Regions from separate parts of the Homo sapiens genome. Here all the other regions are linked to region 1. Evidence: chromatin loops called from intact Hi-C (ENCODE). Cell type or tissue: Calu3. All regions are shown on one strand.

What was found. Peaks named below come from ENCODE experiments on the same cell type or tissue, not always from the same donor. Only the 100,000 strongest peaks of a DNase experiment are listed, where the experiment ranks them.
Region 2: it touches region 1 in a loop (7-fold over the local background); 15 of 110 quality-filtered maps call a loop at or near these places.
Region 3: a loop joins it to region 1, with 7 times the contacts of the local background. A loop is called at or near these places in 11 of 110 quality-filtered maps.

The regions. Positions count from the first base shown.
Region 1 is chr4:47,701,291-47,709,290 of GRCh38, reverse strand. All of the region lies in intron 5 of CORIN (corin, serine peptidase), which reads left to right. It also overlaps the pseudogene RPL15P7. Among named protein-coding and RNA genes, the nearest start is that of MIR8053, 53 kb to the right of the region's middle. In Calu3, a CTCF peak has its summit at 3,525 (motif pointing left); a DNase peak (open chromatin) is centred at 4,370.
Region 2 is chr4:47,927,436-47,935,435 of GRCh38, reverse strand. The region is part of intron 1 of LOC101927157 (a long non-coding RNA gene); the gene reads right to left. Among named protein-coding and RNA genes, the nearest start is that of NFXL1, 17 kb to the right of the region's middle. In Calu3, a CTCF peak has its summit at 1,387 (motif pointing right); a DNase peak (open chromatin) is centred at 4,375.
Region 3 is chr4:48,075,230-48,083,229 of GRCh38, reverse strand. It overlaps TXK (TXK tyrosine kinase), which reads left to right. Exons shown (of 15, transcript NM_003328.3): 11 at 3,102-3,318; 12 at 6,764-6,828. Among named protein-coding and RNA genes, the nearest start is that of TXK, 55 kb to the left of the region's middle. In Calu3, no CTCF peak of the experiment used is centred here; DNase peaks (open chromatin) are centred at 2,929 and 3,779.

The DNA.
Region 1 (8,000 bases):
AAATAAATAAATAAATAAAGTACTGCAAATTATGTAGCCAGCCCTGGCTGAAGGATTTATCTATCTGTTCAGCTTTCTGCAACTGCCTCTTTGCTGTCTTTTCTATGTCTGCTGCAGAACAATATGACATCTCCTACCTTATTTTTTGTCCTGAAATATATTGCTCTTTTGAGGTTTCAAAGAGATTTGGGTTGTTAACGACAAATGGAAAGGGAGGGAAGTCAAGGCTAAGCTCCTCGTCAGGCCATTGCCCTCTTCTGTTTCTTGCTCAGCTTTTGCTTCCTGGGAAAGTCACAAGCACTTGTAGCTGATAGCTACAAAAGCACAGGGAACACTTGGTTGAACCAAGGCCTGATGTCAGATTTATTTACATTTTAGAGTATTATTCCCCAGTCTTTTGAACATTCTCATTACAGGAGTAGGATCTAACAGCAGTTCTCCTCCCACTGATCTTGCATGGCCAAGATGGCTGCCACCTTGGCTCCTCGCTGTAGGAGAAATGAGCGAAATAAGACCAGAGCCAAAGATTTCGACTAGAGAAAGATTCCAGGCTGCAGCATTTCTGACAAAGGCAATAGGAGGGAAGAAGAGGGCAGTCAGCAGGTGGGAGAGAAGGCACACTTGCTTGAGTCAGCCATTTGCAGGTGGTTGTTGGTATGGAACCCAGAGGCACATAAAAAATGAATAAGATATTAAGGCACCTGTGGTAGGGAGAATAATGACCCCCCCAAAGATGTCCATGTCCTAAATCCTGGGACCTGTAATTAGGTTATGTGGCAATGGAAATTGAAGTTGAAGATGGAAATAAGGGTGCTCCTCATCTGACCTTCAAATAGGGGAATTCTGAATTATCTCATTAGGCTCAATGCAGTCACAAGCATCTTTAAAAAGGTAGGCAGAAGAGGAGAGTCAGAGAAGGAGATGTGATGACAGCCCTAAGATCAAACAACTGCCATGTTACTGGCTTTGAAGACAAAGGGGATCCATGTGCCAAGAAATGAGGGATGCCTCTAGAAGACAGCTTTGCCAACACCTTGATTTTATCCCAGTGAGACCCCTGTTGGACTTTTGACTTCCAGCATTGTGGGAGAATAAATTTCTGTCGTTTTCAGCCACCCAATTTGTGGCAAATTTTTATGGCAGCAATAGGAAACTAATACGGCCCTCTTGAGCATTGATATTAACAGCATGAACTCTGGAGTCAAACTGCTTAGATTCTGATATGTAGCTCCACCACCTATTAGCTATTTTATGGGGAAAGTAACTGGAGCTTTAGTTTCATCCTCTAGTCAACGAGGTTATCACCTCTTGAATGTGTTCTATGGAAAAATGAAGGTAAAGTCTTTAAGACATATACTGTGAAGAGAAAGCACCAGATAAGTATTAGCTTTAAAAGGATCATGGATGCCTGGCTCTTAGCATGGCAAAGGACTTCCCTCCACTCTTACTCCCTTGTAATTTACTACTCCCCTCTTCTTTAGCCCCTGCTAACCCCACACTGACCCCTGGTCCTGTAGGGTCAGTACATACCCAGGTATATTCTCACCAGGGCCCCATTCTTTAGATGCCACCCTTTCCTATTTTCTCATCTAAATTCTCTAATGTCTTTTAAAAAGTAGAAATAAAGAAGATGAATATATTAAGTGCTATCTGCTGAGGTATTAATCACTGATAATGGCTTCATCTCTTAAGGTCCTGTAGTTTTGCCATGTCCAGGACTGTGCCTTTTGTGGAGAGCCTCTGGAAATCTTGGTTAGTTGCAAGATAGAGGAGTCCTTAGGAATTGGCTTTTAATTGAGGACTTTTGGCTTAAGTTAAACGAGTGGGATTCACAGTGAGGAATTTCAGCTGGGAAATATTTTAAGCAGAGAGACCTCCCAGGATTCCTTCGAATTATACCACATTTTATGAAGTTTTTGGCCTCCTGTTCTGTCTACTTTTAAGCAGTCTTGAAATGACTGTCACAAAATTTTCATAGGATAGTTGCTGAGAAAAGTTGGTAGTTTTCTTTTTTTTCTCTTCTTTTAAGAATTTATTAAGCCTATTATACCACGCAGTATGTTTTATACACTAACATACAACTCCCTAATAAGATAAAGCAAAGATAAAAAAGTTTATCTTATTAGAAACAAGATACACCACCACTTATTGTCTTCAAACATTATTGCACTTTAACTTTCTTAATTTGACAAAGCATTCAAGAAACATCTGCAGACTAGTTTTAACAGACAAATAACACCTGTAAGCAGACATGACTGTCCTAAATTGTTTATTAGGTATGAATTTTACAAACTTTACTTGTATTAGCGGTAACGGTGGAGCTGGAGAGTATTGCGCCTTCTCCAAGCTGCCCGGCGAGAACCACAAATAGTGTGGTGGAACTTATGGCCCTTTCCAAGGCCACGGCTCTTTCGGCCTGCAGATGTCAGCCCACGCATCTCCCTGTGCTTGTGGACTGGTTTGGTGATCCATGGGGTGTCAGGATTTCTTCTGATAGCTTTATGGAATGGATCAATGAGGATAACCTCAAAAAATTTGTATGTGGAATCTTCACCAACCCAGTAAGAATTCAGGACTCCCAGAGCCCCACAGTGGCGTCCAGCTCGCTCCTCCGCAACGGACTGAAGGCTTCGAGCAAAATTTTAGCTGGTTAACACCATGATGGACAGGCTTGCCGTAAGTTGCACCCTTAGGAACTGGGCGTTTTCGGCCACCACGGCTAACACAAATCCTATGTATAACGTAACCTTGCTTGGCCTTGTAGCCCAGTTGGCGCGCTTTATCAGGCCGGGTGGGGCGGGGAGCCCTGTGAAGAGCAGAGAGCTGGCGGTACTGCCAGCAGCGGACCCTCAGAAGAAAGCGCGTGACATCAGACTGCTTCTTTCTCCATAGCTCCTGGATATACTTGTATGCACCCATCTTGGCTTACCTGATGGCTGCCGCCAGACGGAAAGGCAAAAGTTGGTAGTTTTCTTGAAAGTCCATAGAGTAGAGCAGTTTAGAGCTTATGATACCAACAAATTTCGGAAGAACTTTTCTACAGCTGTGAAGAATTTCATTTCAATCTGGATACCACGGTGAGAAATTCTAACAGGGATTTGTAATGAGATTATCTTGTAATGAGATCACCTGCTGAAAAATCCATTCAGCATCCACAGAAATCACATTATGTACAAATTAGTAGTAAAAATGTATAAAAAGCCATTTGAAACAAAACTGGCTGAGTAAAAACTGAATTTCTGAAGTTATTGTTTATTATAAGAATGTAAAAAGCAAATTCTAAAATAAATGCACAAATAACATAGTTATTGGTTTATGAGGATTCATATTTTTGTGTTGGCATGTAAAATGCAAAATGATTTTTAAAAGAGCTATGATTTTGTTTTAAAATAAATACTGAAAACACATGAAATAGGATGGTTTTCAAATACTGTTACACACGGGGGGCACTTCACAAATATTTTACGGGCCGTGTGCTTGAATTTATGATGTGGTCTCCCTCTTGTGGTAGGTGTTAAGAAAGGTACTGGCTTCAAAGCAGTTAATAAATTTCTTTCCCTTTTGCTGAAATTTGAATCTGGAAAGCATTTTGAGAGGTCAGGCTACGTATTTTTCATTTTGACTATGGCTTTTGGGAAGCTTGATTATTTTAACAAAAATCAACCGATTGATCAATCTGTCTCCTCCCCCTATGGCCACGTCGAAATCAGTTTTGACTATTAGGAAATCTGACCTAGTTTCTCTATCTTGTGGCCTGTTTTTGGTGTATTGTGGCCAGAATGTATCTCTTAATTTTGGCAGTAGTATTTTCCATCTGCTTTAGAAAGGCTCTAGGTGAATGCAAAGTTTATTTAGTTCATGCTCTACACTTGTCACTCTTCTGGGTCCTTCAGCCACAGCAAGAAACCAAACAGGTAAAATTCACTGCCCTCACAGAGTTTTTGTTCTATCACAAATATAAGCATGGTTTATGAAGACGTAAACCATAAAGACTGACATGTTAGACTTCACGTTTGCAAAACTTTCATGTAGCTGAAGAAGCTATAGATTTAAAAGACAAATACAGGAAACACTGGGAGAAAATAATTGCAACACAAGGAGCTCTGATAAACCAGTCAGGGGGAAAAAAAGCAGTAGAAATGTGTGCAAACAGTAGGAGTAGGCATAAACTGTGAAGGGCTTTCACTTACCTTAAGTAATCATTGGTAGAAGTGGGATTTCATTATTTCAGATTTACTCAGTCGCAATCACAAGCCAAGTATGCCCTTCAGAAAAGATATCTCTTAGCTGAAATCCACTGGGTCGCCATGCCTCTCACCAGTTGAGGGGATCAGGCTGAATTCTTCCCTGTGTGTGCCTCACAGCGACTACGTGCTGAGTATGGCTGCCATCGTGTGATATGGCTTGGGAACTGCACGTGTCCTACCCTTTTGTCAAGTGGAAAAAAATGAACCTTCTCTCAGAAGTATCACCTGTATTCTGAGTTCAGCCCCTCCTCCCACACCCTCCACCACTGACATATCTTCATGTTATGAAACCTCTCGGGGTTAAGCATATTCAGTTGATCGATAGCGTGTTTTTAGAGGAGACTCTGTATCTGCTCAAATTGCAGCAATGAGAGTTCATAGGAATAGGAGCACAGTTTTTGACTTCCCGTTATCTGCTCAATGCGTTCCCTCTTTATGGATAAAGTAGACCATTCTCTGCTTGACTCAGGGCTAATCTTAAGGCCAGATATTTTCTGTACATTTCTTCCCCTGTAGTCTCTCCTGAAACTTCAACCTCTTTGAACCTCTTACCCCTTATTGCCCTGGCTCGTTCTGTCTCCTTGATTGGATGGCTATAGATTGTTCACAGGGGCCATCATTCCTGTTTACCAGTATAAAAGAACATGTGAGTCCTGTGAAGATTCTGGAAACATTTTAGCAGTTTTTCTCCCCTCCCTGCTGAGTGCTTGGATGTTGTGTAACCAATCCTCTAGACTTAGCAAATTGGGAGCTATGACTCTGGAATGCGAGTTAATTAAATTGTGCTTGTATTTAGTTTTACGCAAGGTTAATTTTTTTTTCCCCTGTTAGGTTTAGTCTGTGTGGCTTTGTTATATGCAATCCTGGTAACTAGGGATACTGAGAGAGATTTTATGTAGTGTGCTGTGAAAGGCATGCGGTAGTAGAAAAGCGGAGGAGCCTGGGAGAAAGAATCCAGAGACCTCTGTGTTCCACCAGCGTGTAAATCATTTAACAGGACACAAACGATTAAACAGTGAAAATCAACTTTCCTGAAGCAATTGACTTCCTTTTCTGTTTATGAGCCAAAGAGAAGTTCGTATTAAATAATTCTGTTCCTAGATGTTGTTGTATTAATGCCTGTGTGTGTTGATCACTTGAGACCACTTTCTCCTCCAGTTATCTGGGTTGTTTCAAAGAACCCAGGTGCCCCTACCTTCCAAGTCTAAGTAGATATGCTATATCCATAAGTTTGGGGGTTAGGACCTCAGCTTAACTGCAGGTTAACCCTTTAAGCAAAAGGCGTTTTTCAATAGTTTGAGATGGCCATCTTTCAGAGGTGAGTTGTACACTTCCCAGCCTTAGTAAACAGAACATACTGGGCCTTACCTGATTTGGTGCTCGGCACTTTATGTCCATTACTGATTAATATACTCAGAGACGATCCCAAAGTAGGTGGGATTCAGGTAAGGAAACTGAAGCTCAGAAAAGTTAAGTAATTCGCCAAAGCAGCGCAGATAGTGTAAGTTTAAATACCAATCTCTGCTTTTCTACAAGATTACCTTTATTTTCCTATCTCAGGTCATGATTGTGAATAGTTTCTTTTCTGGTCTGTAGATTCAGTATTAGTGTGGATATCAGGGTGTTTATGAACTCATTTCCTCACCATTAACTTTTTTCTCTTAATTATGGTAGTGTTCAGAATGGAAGTTATCTGATTATTCTGGGGTAGTTTAAGCATGAAGGGTCAGATGTTCAGAAGTAGCTAGGTTTTCCCAATTCTACCTTGACCCAGTGAATATGTGCTGTCACTACCGGCTGCTGCATGGGAGCTGGTGGGTGGGGTTTATGTGGTGAGTGAAGGGAATGGAGAGTATAGGAGGGGCTCCAGCGGAGTGCTGACCTAGGGCTTCAGAATCTTGGCATCCAACCGCTGGTTATCCAATCCGGAAGATAGTTGAGGTCCTACAGTACCAATATCCTGAAGATCAGTGGATTTTTAAAAATGCTAATGCTGAGAAATACCTAATGTAGATGACGGGTTGATGGGTGCAGCACACCACCATGGCATGTGTATACCTATGTAACAAACCTGCACGTTCTGCACATGTATCCCAGAACTTAAAGTATAATAAAAAAAAGAAAAAAAAAGAATGCTAATGCTTTGAAATAGTCAAGTTATGGTAATCAACAATAGAGAGTAGGTAGGAAAGTGATGCAATACATTCTTCATGGGATTGGAAGTGAATTTTTAGACATTAGGGTAGAACCGTAATCTGTTTTTGAAAGATATTTTTCAAAGTTCTTTTCACTGTAAATTTGAAAGAAGTATGTTTTTTTTCTATTTCTGGTTCTCAGGATACATAATATTGTAAAGTCATAGGCAATTTATTTTAGCTTTTAAATAGCCAATACATAAAATGGACTAAAAGAAACTGTGATTAAAAATAAGTTTGGTTAGAGTTGGAATGAAGTCCACAAATTGTTAACTTGTAAAATGAAATTTGTTCAATTTGTACAGTATAGCCCAACGAATAAGAAAAATACCATGGGATGGCTCTTCAAACTGATGATTTTTCTTTGTTTATGTTTGTCCTAAGTCTTTCCATAAACGTTGTGACTGAGTTACACATTTAAAAAAGGTCTAGAAAAAATACTAATATATATATAGCTTTTCAGATACTACCATATGTATGCAAGAGACTATTTTCTTTCCAAATAAAATTTATCTCCTTTATTTTTCTTAGATTTATATGCAATCATTTAACTCTTTTATAGAAACCATCCTGTATTTGTTTAAAATTTGTCAGAAGTAGTTTATATGTTGTTCCATTGCTATCATTTTATGATTCATAGTGAATAAATGCAAAATGTCACTTGAAACAGCCTTATAATTGGAGGAAAGTCTCAAAAATATATTAAAGTATTATTAAACACAATTTTTTTAAAGAAACTAAGTGTTTATTTCCTAAAACAAATTCGGAAGGTAGCACCTCCCAAGAAACCTAAATGAGAAATTATCTTTGAATTTAGAAACATCTGTCTGTCTCATTGAGAGGCAGATAGATAATAAGCAAAAAAGTTTAAAAATTGCCCATGTTTTTTAGAAATTTGAAATTATGTTACTGCACTTCTGTTCAGGAAATGATAAATAACAGAATCATGATGTACATCTTGTTTTCCAACGATTTAAAAAAAATGCTTCCAGGTCATATTTAGGACTTCTCCCTCACCCCTCCCTCCCGCCCTTCCTTCCTTCCTTCCAAAATTGAAATGTAATTAAGATTCTTTAGATTTCTGCTTGGCCTTCAGTTTCTGGCAGTCTCTGATCATAAAGCTTAGCTTCCTGCTTTTTACTCTGCCTTTTAAAAAAAACTTTCTACTTTTTAAATTAGATTTAAAATCTACTGGGTAGGATTTTTTACTGTGACTGTACTTGAAATGTTGAATGATGACATGGAAATGCTTTCTAAATTCTATTTACATTCTCTCTCCTATCAAAGTGCCACCAGTTACAGATCTATTCTGTTGTTTCTTGACAATGTTTTAGAAAATGTTATGATGACTAATTTTTTTTTATAGAGTAATAGCTCTTCCATCATGCTATCAGGCAGGCAATAAGTATACTTAGCTCTTATTTTTAGGAATTTAAGCTGAAGGCCAGATGGCAAAGTTTTCATTGAATCAAAGCATAGCTTTATTTCAAAGGAAAAAAATGAACCAATGAGTTGACTTAATTTCAGGAGTTGTTTGGGATTTTCTCTGAACATTTGT
Region 2 (8,000 bases), 230 kb before region 1:
AACCAGGAAGGAGTTAATGAGAGGATGGTCCTAGAAAAGAAAAGGAAACTATCTGGCAAGTGTGTGGATGTGGAAAACATTGGTAATCAATCAGCCATCTTCTGCTGAACCCAGATGTGGCTCAAAAAATCTTTCTTAACACAGATCACTAGAAGATTTCTATCCCTATCTATAATGACATGATTAAAAATGGCTTCTTGTTAATTTGACATTTCAGATACTTAAACAGACCTTGCTTGGGGTATGCTGATGGCATATTTTATTCTATTGTACCAGTAGAATATCCATTGAACTATACATTATGTCTTTGAAGTCCTGTGTTTCCATTCATCTTGGCTGTTCCTTCAATATCTTCACTACAGAAATGTCTAGTCCTGGAGTGGGTGCGTTGTATATAATACCATAACGTATTTCTCTCTGACACAAGTTCTCCTTTTCCTTTCTTTTTCTTCTTGTTCTTGTTATTACTTCTTCATCTGCGTTTTGTTCTTTTTCTCTGTGCCATTTCTTGCCTGTTATAAAAACCTCTAAGACAGTGTAAAGAGGCTTACTGGCTACCCATACCAGGTAGATATGGTAAGATAGGGAGAATGAGGGTTACATACCTGGCTTAGAGCTGGCTCCCAAGAAGAAGCACCCCTAATTACAGCATCCAGGACTAGGGTGAATACTTTGACTCTCATCTGGGCTAGAGATATAGCCAAGGATTCTGATTTGGTGACCCCTGGCCCAAGCTCTATAGTCTTGCTGATGCTTACATTGGACAGGTGGCTGATTCTTGGCTCAAAGTCTTGGGGTAAGGCGAATTTAGCCAACTATTCTTTTTTTCGTGACTCCTCCATGTAGAGAGGAATCTGATGTGCTGAAATTGCACTGTGGGCTTTAGTTTACAGGCACCTGGGGTGCAATGCAGAGGTTCATAATTGGATTCCAGCTTCATCAGGGAGTTTTTTTAAAGACAGGAAACATATGGCTTTAGGGAAATTCATGATAAGAGTGTTGACTTGGGTACATGTGGATGCTAAAGCAGGAACTCATCTTTTAGCAACCCAGACACCAGCCATATTCCAAGTTGATTCTAGACGCCAATTGGTCATCCAGAACTAGCATCTTAACATATGAGGACTAGAACAGGTTTGGCATAAGGACAGGAGTGAGGGTGGGGAGGTGGGTAGGATGAAATCTGAAGATCCTTAATACCTGTGTCTGAGAGGAGCTGGGACTCAGAGATGGTAGATCAGTGAGGGAATAGAAATTCAATCTCTAGTCTTGCCAATAAGTCTGGTGCGTGTTTACCCTGTTCTTCTGCCAACTCTATTATAATATAGAGTTCTCATAGGAAGAGACTGCTTTAACATTTTGCATACATTAAAAAAAAAACCCGTTTCCAACTTAAAATATGGTGTGATTAAGCTTCCTACCATTAGGTGGCAATGTAGGTCTACAATTATAACCTTGAAAGCCCGAAGCTGTTTAGAGATTACAAGCGGTGTAATCAGTGCTCTTTGGCAATAAAGAGTAATATTTCTCTGACACAAATATTTCCAGAAGATTTTAGTATACAAACTATATACTAGTTTGAACTGAAAACATAATCAAATAAAATTTAAAATTTAAATTTAATTGATAAAGTAATAAGACACATTGAAGCATTTGAATATTTCTTAATTTCAGGAAGTTCACCAAGGGAATAATAATAATTACATTACAAAAAGCTTACTGATGTTTAAGACATGTACTAGAGATAAACAAAAGGGGACAAAATGGAGCAAACGGTGTTTATATTAAAATTAAGTTTACATTTTTATTTTTAAAAAGTCCATTGCTTTAAAAAGTCTTAAAACTACTGATTTAACAGTATTGGAAATAAACCTACTTAGGACACTGTAAATTTAGGTAATGTTCTTCCTCGTGTTAACTGAAACTGTGTTATTGGATGCCCAGGTTTATAGACTGTTCAGAATACAAAATATGAATCAACAGGTGTGTAGACTCAAAAGAAATAGTTTGATATCCCCTAAACTAGTTTATCTCTAGGTGAAGAAGAAAGAAAGTGGGGAATTCAAGGAAAGGGAAAGGAGAATGTAGAAAGGCCTCAGAGATCATCTAGTCCATCCCTACTCATTTTACAAATACAAAAATCATGGCCAGGCAATAGTAAGGTTGTTGAGAATGTAGAGTATTAGAAACTGAGTGAGAGTGGGAATCTTTTTTTTTTAAACTGAGTCTCACTGAGGGAGGCAGGAGGCAGCCACATGCCTAGGCAGATAGGGGCAGGTCCCTGGTGAAACACCACCTCCAAGCTGAAGACAGTTTAAAGCCTGAAAGCCAAGCTACAAGTTAAATTCTCAGACCAGATTGAGAACTTGTCTTTCCGTTTGGCATGCTTTCCTCTGATTGATCCCCACCCTTCACCTACTTTACATATACCTACCCTTTTCTGTTGGTTTTCTACACTGTTGTGCCCACCTTTGAGTGATGTCTTCACTTTAATCTTTTTTGCATACTCACAAACCAATCAGCATGCACTTCCTATTCTGAGCCCATAAAAGGCCCCAAGCTCAGCCATACTGGGGGACTTTTTCCCACCTTTGGGTAGGGGAACCACCCCCACTACCCCACGTCCCCGCTTTGCTGAGAGCTTTCCTTTCGCTTAATAAATTCTACTCCACTCACTCTCCAGTGTCCATGTGCCTAATTCTTCCTGGTCATGAGACAAGAACTTGGACCAACTTGGACCTACTTGGACCTACTTGGACCTACACACACGTGCCACCACACCTGGCTAATTTTTGTATTTTTAGTGGAGATGGAGTTTCACCACGTTGGCCAGGCTGGTCTCAATCGCCTGACCTCGTGGTCCGCCCACCTCATCCTCCCAATGTGCTGGGATTACAGGGGTGAGCCACTGCACCCAGATTTTTTTTTTTTTTTTAGTTAGGGTTTACTCCCCTCTCCCAGGCTGTAGTGTAGCGGCTACAATCTTGGCTCATTGCAACCTCTGCCTCCTGGGTTAAAACGATCCTCCTGCCTCAGCCTCCTGAGTAGCTGGGCCTACAGACAGGCATGTGCCACCAGGCCTAGCTACATTTTTTTTTTTTTGAGAGGGAGTCATGCTCTGTCACCCAGGCTGGAGTGCAGTGGCATGATCTCAGCTCACTGCAACCTCTGCCTCCCAGGTTCAAGCAATTCTCCTGCCTCAGCCTCCCAAGTAGCTGGGATTACAGGCATCTGCCACCACGCTGGGTTAATTTTTGTATTTTTTGTAGAGTTGGGGTTTCACCATGTTGCCCAGGCTGGTCTTACTTAACTCCTGAGCTCAAGCGATCTGCCAGCCTCGGCCTCCTAAAGTGCTGGGATTACAGGCATGAGCCACCACACCTGGTCAGTGCTGACTTTTATGTGTACACACAATATCACCTATACAAAGTTTACAAAAAAACACAAAGCATTAAATCGTGTTTATGAATCTGCACATATGATATAGACGTTTAATATCAGCCAGGAGAATGGCAGATGACAGAAATCAGAGTAGTGCTTACTTCTGTGGGGGATGAAGGACAATGAGATGGGAGGGAGGGTGAGAAATACCTAGCACCTCAGCTGTCTGTGCTCTTTCATATCTTTTAAAACAAATGGATCCAAATGTTAAGCAAATGGATCCAAATGTTAAGATTTGATAAAGCTAGCTACAGATATCTGTATATTGCTCTCTATAATTTTTGATATGTTTGAACTATTCCAAAAAAATAAAAAGAGAAGAGTTCAGTATAAATTCACACAGCTAGTTCAGTGGCAAAGCCTGGACTTTTGACCCTGGGTTCAGTGCTTACTTCACTATGACATTGGACTTGATTGCTTTCTACACAGACCAAGTTGAATGCCTTATGGGGTTCTACTTGGTGATAACATGCCTGTTATCCATATGTTTCTACTTTAAGCTGGCCAGAGTGCATGTTGAGTGAATTTGGGACAATGCTTCATAGAATTACATTTTAAGTCTGTCTCTTGATTTCCTGACTGGTTAGAGATGAACGAATGCATTTTTCATCAATGTATCCCTTTGGGATTCTGAAAATAGCAATTTACCACAAAATTACTCACCAGCCTGACAATGTTCGTTCTTAAAAGAGTTGATATTGGATTTCTTGTCAGATTGCCAATTTCTCCTCTTTCCAATTAGATTCATTTTTGTTTTATCTGGGCTGAGCTTCAGCCAGTCTTGGACTTGGTCCAATGAGCTACTTGGGTTATTTCTTCAGAGAGCAGGGAGCCTGTTTACCTGGGTTTCTCACAAAGATTCCAACTTCTCCTCTTTCCAATCAGGTTCATTTTTGTTTTATCTGGGCTGAGCTTCAGACAACCTTGGACTTGGTCCAAAGAGCTGCTTGAGTTATTTCTTCAGAGAGCAGGGAGCCTGTTTCCTGGATTTGTCACAAAGACTCATGATGCCAAGGAGTGCAGGTACTTTGGTGGCACCAAAGTCCATGGTGTTCCATGATCTCCCCCAGTGGTATCATTGCTTACTCTCCTCAGAAAGAATGACAGATGAGCCACCCAGTGGCACTCAAGGGATGAACATTTGCCCACTGTTATCAGGGGGTCTCTAGGATAGGAATATAATTTTCCCCACTCATTTTAAAATTTAATAAATCACTTCCAGCTCCTCACTTTACAAAAAAACAAAACAAAACAAAACAAAAAAACCCTGATAATTAATTGATCTACATTACCAGTATTTCCATTGTTCCATTCACATGTAATTTCACAATGCCTAAAGAGGACAAATACCGGTGGATGGGCTTTACTCAGTATGGATAAACTCCACTGGATAAATTCAGTGTGAATAAATTCCACTGGAGTACACTTAGGGTAGAATAATTCAAATTATACTTTAAAAATGATTGGCTCTAAGAAATCAAATGCAATTGAGACCTACATAAGGAGTTTTGTAGCCAGTAAGAAATTGCAAAAATATGCCAAAGAGGTTTGGTTTCATTAGAAATAACTTTTAAGAAATATTTTCTTGCATTTGTAGAAAATGACGAGGCTTCTGAGCATAGATAGTTGAACGAATTTCTGCTTCGTGAACCCTGAATATATTTTATCAGAAGGTCTAGAGAATAGTTGCCATATGTGAATAAATAGTGATGGGGAGGGGACATGGGACTCTAGTCCAGAAACACAAAGGCTAAGAGAAATATGGACCCCAGACCTGAAGTTTCCAGTTTCCAAAAGAGTCTCATGCTCAAAACACAGCCCTGAACAAAGAGCCACTGCACCTGAAGGATCCATACCATATGGACATGTGGGCTCTGCACTCTGATGACAATAACTAGAAGCATTCTCCAGTGCAGTGGCGATCACATTAGATCTTAGTGACTTTCCACTACAGTATCCAGGATGGGGGCCGGGCTGAAGAATGTCTGAGATAAGTATGTCACGATGGACAAACACTACAAGTTCCTATGGAAAGTTTACAACTTTCACTTGTGCACAAGTTTCTAGATCCTCTTTTCTACTATCTTCCACTCCACCTCCCACGTGTTATCACTTTTTCCTTCTCTATGGGATAGTCCCCATAGTGCACAATGCCTCAAATATTAATACCTGATGCTTGACCCCATTTCTGTTTCCTGTTAACACCCTTTTTCTTTGTTCTCCTTTCTTGTAAAACTATTTTGTAGCATTTGTTCTTGTAGAATTTTTTTCTTATTGTTCTTTCTTGAATCTGACAGAATTAAGACTTGCTACTACCACTCCACTGAAACCTCTCATCAAGGTCACCAGTGACCCCTATATGGCTAAATCTAATGGTCAGTTCTCAGTCCAAGACTTATTAGACCACTTGGTAACACTTGACAGAAATGATCACTCCCTCTTTCTTGAAACACTTTCTTCACTTGGCTTTTGGTCAGTTCTCTGCCTGAACTTCCATCTCCCTTGCTTTCTCCTAATCGTCAGGTCTTTAAATATCAAAGTATTGTGTAGCCATGATATTCACTCCATAAGTGAGCTCATATATCTTATGACACTTTATAATGTCTATGTGTTGAAGACTGCCAAATTTGTATCTCCACCCTCTCCTCTGAACTCCAGACTTGCATATTCAACTACATACTTGATATATCCTTTGGTGAGAACTTGATGTGCCCTAAACAGAACTCATGATATTGTCCTCAAATCCGTTCCTTCCCTAATATTCTCCATCTTAGTAAATGGCACCTACCACTTCTTCAGGTGAAAAACTTTGGGTCATCTTTTCTTGCCTCTTAGTCTCATACCTAATATCTAATCTGTCAGTAAATGTTGTCAACTCAATCTTCAAAATATAACCTGAATCTGACCATAACTCACCTTTTCTACTCCTAGTCCAAACCACCACCTTTCACCTAAACAAGTACAGTAGCCTCTTAACAGGTCTCTTTAATTTCACTCTTGCTTCCCTTCCAGCAATGGTCCATTTCCCTGTAGTAACCACTGTGATCATTTAAAAACATTATTAGATCATGTAACTCCCTTGCCTCAGCTTGCTAAAAATTAAATAAAAAATTCCCACCATAGTCCTACCTATTAAAGGACTTTTGATTACCTCTCCAGTTTAATTGCCTACAACTCTTCTGCCTGCTCATTCTCTTTCAGTGAGATCAGCCTGCCTGCTGTTCCTGAAATACACCAAATATATTACTTTTTCTTGGTCCTTATACTTTCCATTTCCTCATCTGGGGAAATTCTTCCCCCAGTGTCCAGTGGCTTATGCTGTCCCTTTATTCAGGTCTCTGTTCAAATGTCACCCTATTACAGTGGTTTCTGGAACTACCTGATTTAAATTCAAACCGTCTTCACCTTATCTGCCTGCACAGATCATAATTTGACATTATATGTTTATTATCTGTCTTCTCTACTAAAACGAAAGTTCCATGAGTACAGGTCCTTTATTTTATGTATTGCTCATTTCCAGTGCCTGGAAAGTGCCTGGGATATAATAGGGGATCAATAAACGTTTCTTGATTTAATTAATAAACAGGTAAATTTTCCAACCCATCCTGGAAAGATAAAACTCAAGAGCTCAAATTAAGTTGATTGAAAGACTAGAATTACTGAAGCATTACTATTTGCACATCTGAATTTGTAAACCGGGGGTCAGACCTACTACAATTTTAATTCTAGTTGGCCATTCTACCACAAGGCCCTCCCCATCTCAAAGCATCCTATCTCTATATTAGTTTTCCTGAAAAATATTGCTTTTATGATGTTACCTCCCTTTTCTTAAACCTCATAATGGTTATCTACCATCAACATTGAGACCAAACTTTTCTACTTCTGTTTTCAAGGTCTTTGCTAACCCTATTTATCACCTTGGCTGTGGGATTCAACAGAATTTTCTCCATTCTGATCCCAAGCACGGGCTATGCTTATTTTCATATTTAAACTTTGACTCATGACATCCCTACCACTCAGAATGCCTCCTTCCATTCAAATCTCACCTTTCCCTTAATCATTTTCTTAGTTCTCAGCAACTTCATGACCTCTTTATCCTTACCTTTGTACTTTACATACAGTGAACCCTTCCCATCTCTGAGTATGTCTGTCCAGTGCCTGACAATACTGAATATCTGTTAGACTCCATTACTTATTGATTGACAAATTATTTAGCTGAGTATTTGAAAAAATGTATATTAAATATGGTGAGTGCTTAGTTTATTTTCTCTGTTATGAAGGTTATTCTAAAAAAGTAAAATGATAGTCCAGTTTTGTTCAAATTACTTTATTTTAATGAAATTCATATTATACAGTACTTTTTTAATCATTAGAGTATTACTAAGTAGTGCAAAAAAGGATTCAGTCCCCTAAAGTTAGGGCTGGCTAGGAAAGTCAATGTGATAATTTAATTTTTCTAATTTTCCTCTGCCCTACCCATGGCAGAACAGCTTTCTTATTTTGCCTGGTAAATTTGCACTTCATGATATTTTTTCTTTTTCCTTTTTCTTTTCATTCCT
Region 3 (8,000 bases), 370 kb before region 1:
GGAATCAGGGTGAGTGCTTTTGGGCTCTAGCCCAACAGCAGCATCTAGGGGTGGGTGTCTGCAACTCCCAAAGCCCAAGTGGGTCTGCGTTGTAGTGTGCTCTTTTAGCCTTGTGATCCGCAGATGGCTTAAGGGTTAACCAGCTCAGTGAACCCTCTGCCTTTTTGCAAGGGCAGGGGGCCAGTATGACAGCTTTCTGTATCTCAAGCTCTTGTCCAGTGTCCTGGAAGATCAGGTCACACACAAACTTGAAGGATGCATGTGGGATTTTATTGACTGTTGGAGGTGGCTCTCAGCAGGATGGATGGGAAGCTGGACAGGGGATGATGGGGTAGGAAGATGATCTTCCCCTGGAGTTTGGCCATCCAACAGCCGATTCTCTGACTGGTCCAGCTGAACTCCTCCTGACGTTCCTTCTTTCCTCCCCTTCTCTGCTGTACCATTCTGCTGTTTGTCTATTCATCTCCTCATCTGCTTCTGGACCTGGAGTTTGCGATTTGTATGGGTACAGGATAGGGGGCGTGGTGGGCCAAAAAGCAACTTTTGGGGCACAAAAACAGGAATGGCTGTTCTCACTTAAGGCCATAGGTATCTAGGCTTGAGGGTGAGGACTTTCCTGGGGAAACTGTCATCTTCTACCCAGTATTTCCCTGTCTCCTGTCCATATCAGTGGGGGCTTCCAAGTCATAGGCAGATTCAAAGATTTTCTGATTGACAATTGGTTGAGTTATTATCCAAAGAACTTGAATCAATGGAAAGGAATGTCTTGGTTACTCTAAAGAGTTGTGGAGACCAATACAGATGGTCTGTGTTTATTATGCAGATGAAACTTCCAGGTAGAAGGTTTCAGGGAAAATAGATTGTAAATGTTTCTTAGTAGACTTAAAGAGTCTGTTCTATCAGTCTCAGTGTCTGTGTTGATGTTAATGGTTATGAGGCATGTCCAACTCCCTCTTCCCATCGTGGCCTGAACTAGTTTTACAGGTTAATTTTAGAATGCCCTTGGCTAAGAGGAAGAGTCCATTCAGATGGTTAGGGGCTTAGAATTTTATTTTTGGTTTACATTATGTAATTTGCCTGTAGTCCCACAACAAAACATTGTTAGAGCTTCTAATTGAAATCAAAACTGTGAACTATCTGGGCACAAAAACCCTGATCTTAATGAACATAATTATCAATACACTCTTGGAAAACTAATATATGTCAGAGGGCAAGAGATGGAAAGAGGAGAATTGTTTCAGGATACATTTTTGAGATAAAGTCATCAAGACTTGCTGATAAATTGAATGTGGCAGGTAGTCGGAAGAAACCAGAGGAACAAAGATGATGCTGAGGTTTTGGTGTACATTATTATATCAGGCGAAGGATGGCACCATTTACAAAGATGGGGGAAGACCAAACGGGTTTAGGGGGAAAAATCAAGAATTCTGCTTTGGACATGTTGGATTTGAGAAGCCTGTTATTTATTAGGTGTGATCAAGTGTTGAGGTAAATATATGAGTCTGGGGTTCAGGAAAAAGGTCAGAGTGGAGGGTATTAACTTGAGAGTGATCAAAATGATATGATGATATTTAAAACCCTGAAACTTAATGCGATTACTTAGGGAAAGAGAATGATTAGAAAAGGAGAACTGGAGAAGCCTGCAAAGGGTCTGAAAATATTTAAATAACAAATTTAAATAAATTTAAATGTGTGTTTGCCCTATGATGAATCCCACATACTTCTCTAAACTGAGAAATAATGTGTATTAAGAAGTCCTAGAGTTATAACAAACAAGAATGTAGATTTTCCATTTGCATCTTTCTATGCTTGTGAGAAATATTTGTCATATTTGTTAGACTGAATCACATGCGAGAGTTTGTTTTTGCCTGATTTCTGATAAAGGTTTGCCTTATTTCTGTTAGATTTTTACCAGTGATCTTGATAAGGAAATGCAGTAACATTTCAATTCTCAAATGCTTCCATGTGGGTATCAACTTGGTGGATTTCTTGTGGCAAATTAGTATTTCATCTCAAGACTTGCTTTTCTGCACTTACTCTATATATATGTAAACTGCATCTCTTAACTGAAAGTACACTTTATGAATTCAAAAAGTAAATCAGACAAAATATATATAATATATATATATCTCCAAATTAAGATAATGTTAAGTTCTCTGAATGCCTCTCTTCCACATTAACTGGAGTGTTTTCACAAGCTAATTTTATGGTAATGAGTCAAAAATCGTTCATATACATTGTGTTAAGGTACACAGTCTTCCCAAGTCACTGATTTTATTTTACCTTTATGAATGAAAAGAATGAAAAGAAGCAATAACTTTTCAAGATGCATTTGACACAAGGTACATCTTCTAAAATTATAAGCATTAATTTGAATATTATTTTCCATGATGACTAGTTGGCATAAAAGGCTTTTAGAGATTGAATATAGTATTACACACACACGCACACAAAACCAATAAACTTTTGAAGTCTAGATAACTAAAAAGTTCTGGGTATATTTTAATAGGCAACATTCAAGTCTTTGTGTGTGTGTGTGTGTGTGTGTGTGTGTGTGTGTGTGTGTGATTACCAAATACACTGCAAGTTTTCATGTTGGTAAATGTTTTTTAGTTTCCAACTTTATCTACAATTTTCCTTTTAAAGAACTTCATGCTTTAGAATTTAATTTTTGTTTTCTCTTTTAGTCACTCTTTCCTCCCTCTTGTCTGTCCAGAATTTTTCATCTGGACAGCTGCAGGTAAGAAAGTTGGAATTCAAGGAACAGGAAAGGAAATCTGCTTGACCTAGCAAGGATAAACAGTGATGAAGAAACAAAAGGATTATAAAATGAAGAGGAGAAACATAAAATGCTTACGCGTAGAATATAGTGTATATTCTGTCTCCACTCTGCCTCTGGCATTACCACTTAAACTCTTGACCCCACATTCTCAGTGCATTAAGTGGCAAGGAAACTGAACTACTTCCTCTGTGTTTGGGTTGATTTTTATCTTATCTTGATAATGAGAGTGATAAATAGATGGTAAATACTACCAGTTATGTTCAAACATTTAAAAATGCAAACACAATTCTGCTCACTGGTGTATGTTTTTCTTCACCAGGAAATTATCTCATTCAAAGCTAGTGCAACTTTATGGAGTCTGTATACAGCGGAAGCCCCTTTACATTGTGACAGAGTTCATGGAAAATGGCTGCCTGCTTAACTATCTCAGGGAGAATAAAGGAAAGCTTAGGAAGGAAATGCTACTGAGTGTATGCCAGGATATATGTGAAGGAATGGAATATCTGGAGAGGAATGGCTATATTCATAGGGATTTGGTAAGTATGGTGCAAATTTACTTTTTTTTTTTGTATCATACCTATATTCAGAAGGATGTGACAATTACTTTCAATACTTTGAATAATGTGTCCTTGATTTAATTTTTAAACATTTACCTATTCATGCAATTTGTTGTAAAATGTAACTTTGTTTTCAATTGTCCATTGATGCTGTAGCTGTAAAGGCCGAATGGGTTCACCTTGCCTGCTGCCTAGACAGAGCCGATTTATCAGGACAGAGGAATTGTGATAGAGAAAGAGTAATTCACACAGAACCGGCTGTGCAGGAGACTGGAGTTTTATTATTACTCATATCAGTCTCCCCGAGCATATGGGGACCAGAGTTTTTAAGGACAACTTGGTGGGTGGGGGGAAGCCAGTAAACCAGGAGAGCTGATTGGTTAGGTAGGAGATGAAACCATTGGAAGTTGAAGCTGTCCTCATGCTGAGTCAGTTCCTGGGTGGGGGCCAGAAGATCAGGTGAGCCAGTTAATCGATCTGGGTGGTGCCAGCTGATCCATCAAGTGCAGGGTCTGCAAAATATCTCAAGCACTGATCTTAGGAGCAGTTTAAGGAGAATCAGAATCTTGTAGCCTCCAGCTGTCTGACTCCTAAACCATAATTTCTAATCTTGTGGCTAATTTGTCTGTCCTACAAAGGAAGTCTAGTCCCCAGGCAAGAGGGAGGTTTGTTTTGGGAAAGGGCTGTTATCATCTTCGTTTTAAACTATAAACTATAAATTCCTCCCAAAGTTAGTTTAGCCTACGCCCAGGAATGAACAAGGACAGCTTGGAGGTTAGAAGCAAGATGGAGTCAGTTAGGTTCTCAGTCATAATTTTGCAAAGGAGATTTCATAGCCAAGTAAGGCTTTACTCTAAATATGCCTTGAACTAATTAACCACCTAACCTATCATGTGACTAAAACTGATTTCCTTTCCTTTCCATTCTCCCTTCTTCCTTCTCTTCCTTCTTCTTTCTTTCCTTCCACCTTTCTCTCTTTCAACCCATAATCAAACATGTATCAAGTGCCTAGTATATGCCAAGCATTCTGCTAAGCACTGGAGATACAACAGTGAAGAACAAGTTCCAGTTTTAGTCTCCACTTTATATAAAGAATGTCACCTAGGGGCATAACTGCTCCTGATGTGGAGGTTGTTTGGTCCTAACAGGATTTCAAGAGCACTACTGGCATTATTGAAGAGACTAGGAATGCTAAATTATTTTTTTCTGTAATGCTCAGAACATTCCTATTTAAATAAATGATTGTCTTGCCCCAAACCATATGCTAAGAGCACTGCTTCCCTGCATTGCTACCTCCCCTTGAGTAACACTTTCTGTTCATTCCACATTTATTCGTGATATTCACACTATTCCCTTGATGTCCTTATGTTCTTCCATGTCTCATTTCTAAATCTAAAAATTAACTCAAATGAGAATTGGAGAAGTCTATGAGAAATCCCTGATATCGCCCCTTGGAAGTAATTCTGTGCTTCCATCACACATGATCAAAGTGATCATATTACTCACTGTTCAGGCTGCAGTATTTTGGGGAGAAAAAGGGAGCATAATTACATTGGCCCCAGCACACCTTGGGAAGTATGCTTATCCCACCCATGGCTTGGAACACTCAGGTCATTTGCTATTTACTGCTTCACCCAATAGTTAATTATTTACGTCATTTACACAAATACTAGAGTCTATCTTATGAGACTTAGAGTCTTTGAGATCAAGGCCTAGATATCTGAGATGCCACGCAGTGATTAAGAACACAGGTTGCAAACAGTCATTCTCAAACTTCAGACTTTGGTGCGCATTACAATTACTTGGAAGCTTTTAGAAAAATCGCAATAGCCAGGCCGTACCCCAGACCAATTAAATCAGAATCTCTGTGGCTGAAACCCAGGCATCAATATTTTTTGAAAATTCCCCTGATGAGCCTCATGTGAAGTTGAGGTTGAGAATAACTGCTCTAGAGCCAGGCTAGCTGGGTTGAAATATTGTCTCCGTTTTTTACTAGCTGTGAGACCTTGGGCAAGCTAGTTAACCAGTAAAATGGTATTAATTATAGCACCTTCCTCATATGGGTTTGTTGGGAGAATTACATGAATTAATAAACAGTGTCTAGCATGTAGAGGAGCTCAGCAGTGCTAACTATTGCTATTACAGAGATAGATCATTAAAAAAAAAATCCCTAAAGTCACATTCCCTCGTATCCAGCACCTAGGAGAAATGAGCAGATTTTTGAGTGGATGAATATGGTGTAAACTCCACCTAGCTCACTTTCCTAGTCTCTGCAGGTTTGTCTTTCCGGATAACAATTGGGTGAAAGTTCCGGTCATTTTATTTGCTCTAAATGGCTTCTCACAGGTCCTCCTATTCCTGTTTTTTTTTTCTTGTTTGCTCATTTTCTTTTGTGTTCTATTTTATCTCCCTATATGCTACTTAAAATATGTCCGTGAACAATGAGTCTTTTCCCTGTCAAAAACTTTTCTTGTGGTTTGGTCATTGCTAGGACTTGCTGGCATCTTCTAAACTGGTTACTTGTGATTTATTATTTCAAGTTTCTTGCTTTTGTTGCTTGACTAATTGAACCACAAATTAGCTGAAAAGAGGAAAATTCTATCAAATAGTTTATCTACCTACATGAGGCTAAATAATCAAATCAATGATTTTCTTGATTAAGTTGCTGAAAATGAATTGCTTTGGCATCAGACATATTGTTTCTACATAGCATTATATTCAGTTCATTGTGATAATTTTAATATGAAATTATCACTGTAAATAGTTATCTTTAGTGAGATATGTTTTAAAATATATTTTCTTAATTTTTATTACGTATTAGAGATCCCAAAGATATAAAATGACTATGCCTTATCTGTTATGTATTTTGGGCTTTCCTATAAAGATGTTAAAAAAAATACACTATTTTTATGCCAAGATTCATAGTTGTATCATCTTTCAGATTGAATTAATCCTGAGGGCAGCCTGGGCATGGTGGCTTATGCCTGTAATCCCAGCACTTTGGGAAGCCAAGGTGGGTGGGTCATTTGAGGCCAGGAGTTCAAGACCAGCGTGGGCAGCATGGCAAAACCCCATCTCTATTAAAAATAGAAAAATTAGCTGGGTGTGGTGATGTGTGCCTGTAGTACCAGCTACTTAAGAGGCTAAGGTGGGAGGATGGTTTGACCCCAGGAGGGGAAGGTTGCAGTGAGCCAACATGGTGCCATTGCACTCCAGCCTGGGCAACAGAGCCAGATCCTGTCTCAAAAAAAAAAGTGAAGGCAAACTATTGAATCTATACCATTGATGGATATCACCATAAAAATGACTTGGCGGTACACACAGAGAGGTAGTGTGGGGTCCAAATAACCTAAGGAAAAGGAGAGGAAAAACTCTTGAAATAAAAGCTTGTATTCAAACTTGGATTCTTTTCTTCTTTCCATAGGCGGCAAGGAATTGTTTGGTCAGTTCAACATGCATAGTAAAAATTTCAGACTTTGGAATGACAAGGTACATGCTATGTATATATATATGTATTTTGTTTGTTTGTTTACTCATAAGAGGGAATCTTACATTTGTTTACTGATAAACTGAAGATGCTGCAGGCTGTGTTTTTATCTTCCTAGGTTGTAGGCCTGGTTGTATGGCCTACTGACCCACTTTGAATTTTGGGACATGTACCAATTTTAGCTGTGAGGTAAATGTTTACTGTGGGCTATTCTTCTCATCTTTTAGCAAAACTATGGTATATCTTAAAATTAAAAAAGGAATTTCTTGATACACTGAGAAACGTGAAGAAAAAAGCATTCCTGATATACATATGTTTATGGAAGAAAAAGAAATAAATTTGTTTGCTCAGCTCTGATTTTTCTGTGTCCTCACCAAACATTTCTATTATTAAGTATAGTAGTTGACTTTAAGTCTAAAATTCAAGAGTGTGAAAAATTTAACCATATTTTTCTACAACTCAATATAGTTTAAATTTTGAGCATCCTTTTTTGGGGTGGTGCTAGAAATATAATCACAGGGAATTTGGGGTTTCTCTCTAGCTTCCCTAAGCTTCAAAGTCCAAGTTCTTGTGTCTCGTGGGGCTATAGTACTGGTAGTGAGGTGGCTTACTGGTCCTTTTGTTATCTGTGTGCATGGCATCATTGCAGCCACCATCCTCCGGTCTTGTCTTTGGCTGGCCATTCAAACAGGTAGCTGCTAACACGTACTGAATTTTTTCTGCAAGATTCATTCAGAACTGGCAATTTTTTTTTTCGACAGAGTCTTACTCTGTCACCCAGGCTGGAGTGCAGTGGTGCTCTCTCGGCTCACTGCAGCCTCGACCTCCCAGGCTCAAGCTATCCTCCTGCCTCAGCCCCCCGAGTAGCTGGAACTACAGGCACATGCCACCACGCCCAGCTAATTTTTTATTTTTGGTAGAGGCGGGGTTTCACCATGTTGGCCAGGCTGGTCTTGAACTCCTGACATCAAATATCCACCCACCTCACCTCCAAAAGTGCTGTGATTACAGGTGTGAGCAGTCTCACCTGGCCGGCGTTCTTTATGATTACAAAACTCCATGGTGTGATCTCAGATCTCATTTACCTAGGCACATCCACAGCCATTTGTTCACTGGCATCTTTCTGCCTTTCCAAGGGCTCCACCTGGGGAAAAGAGCACTGGTTCTGTGTCAC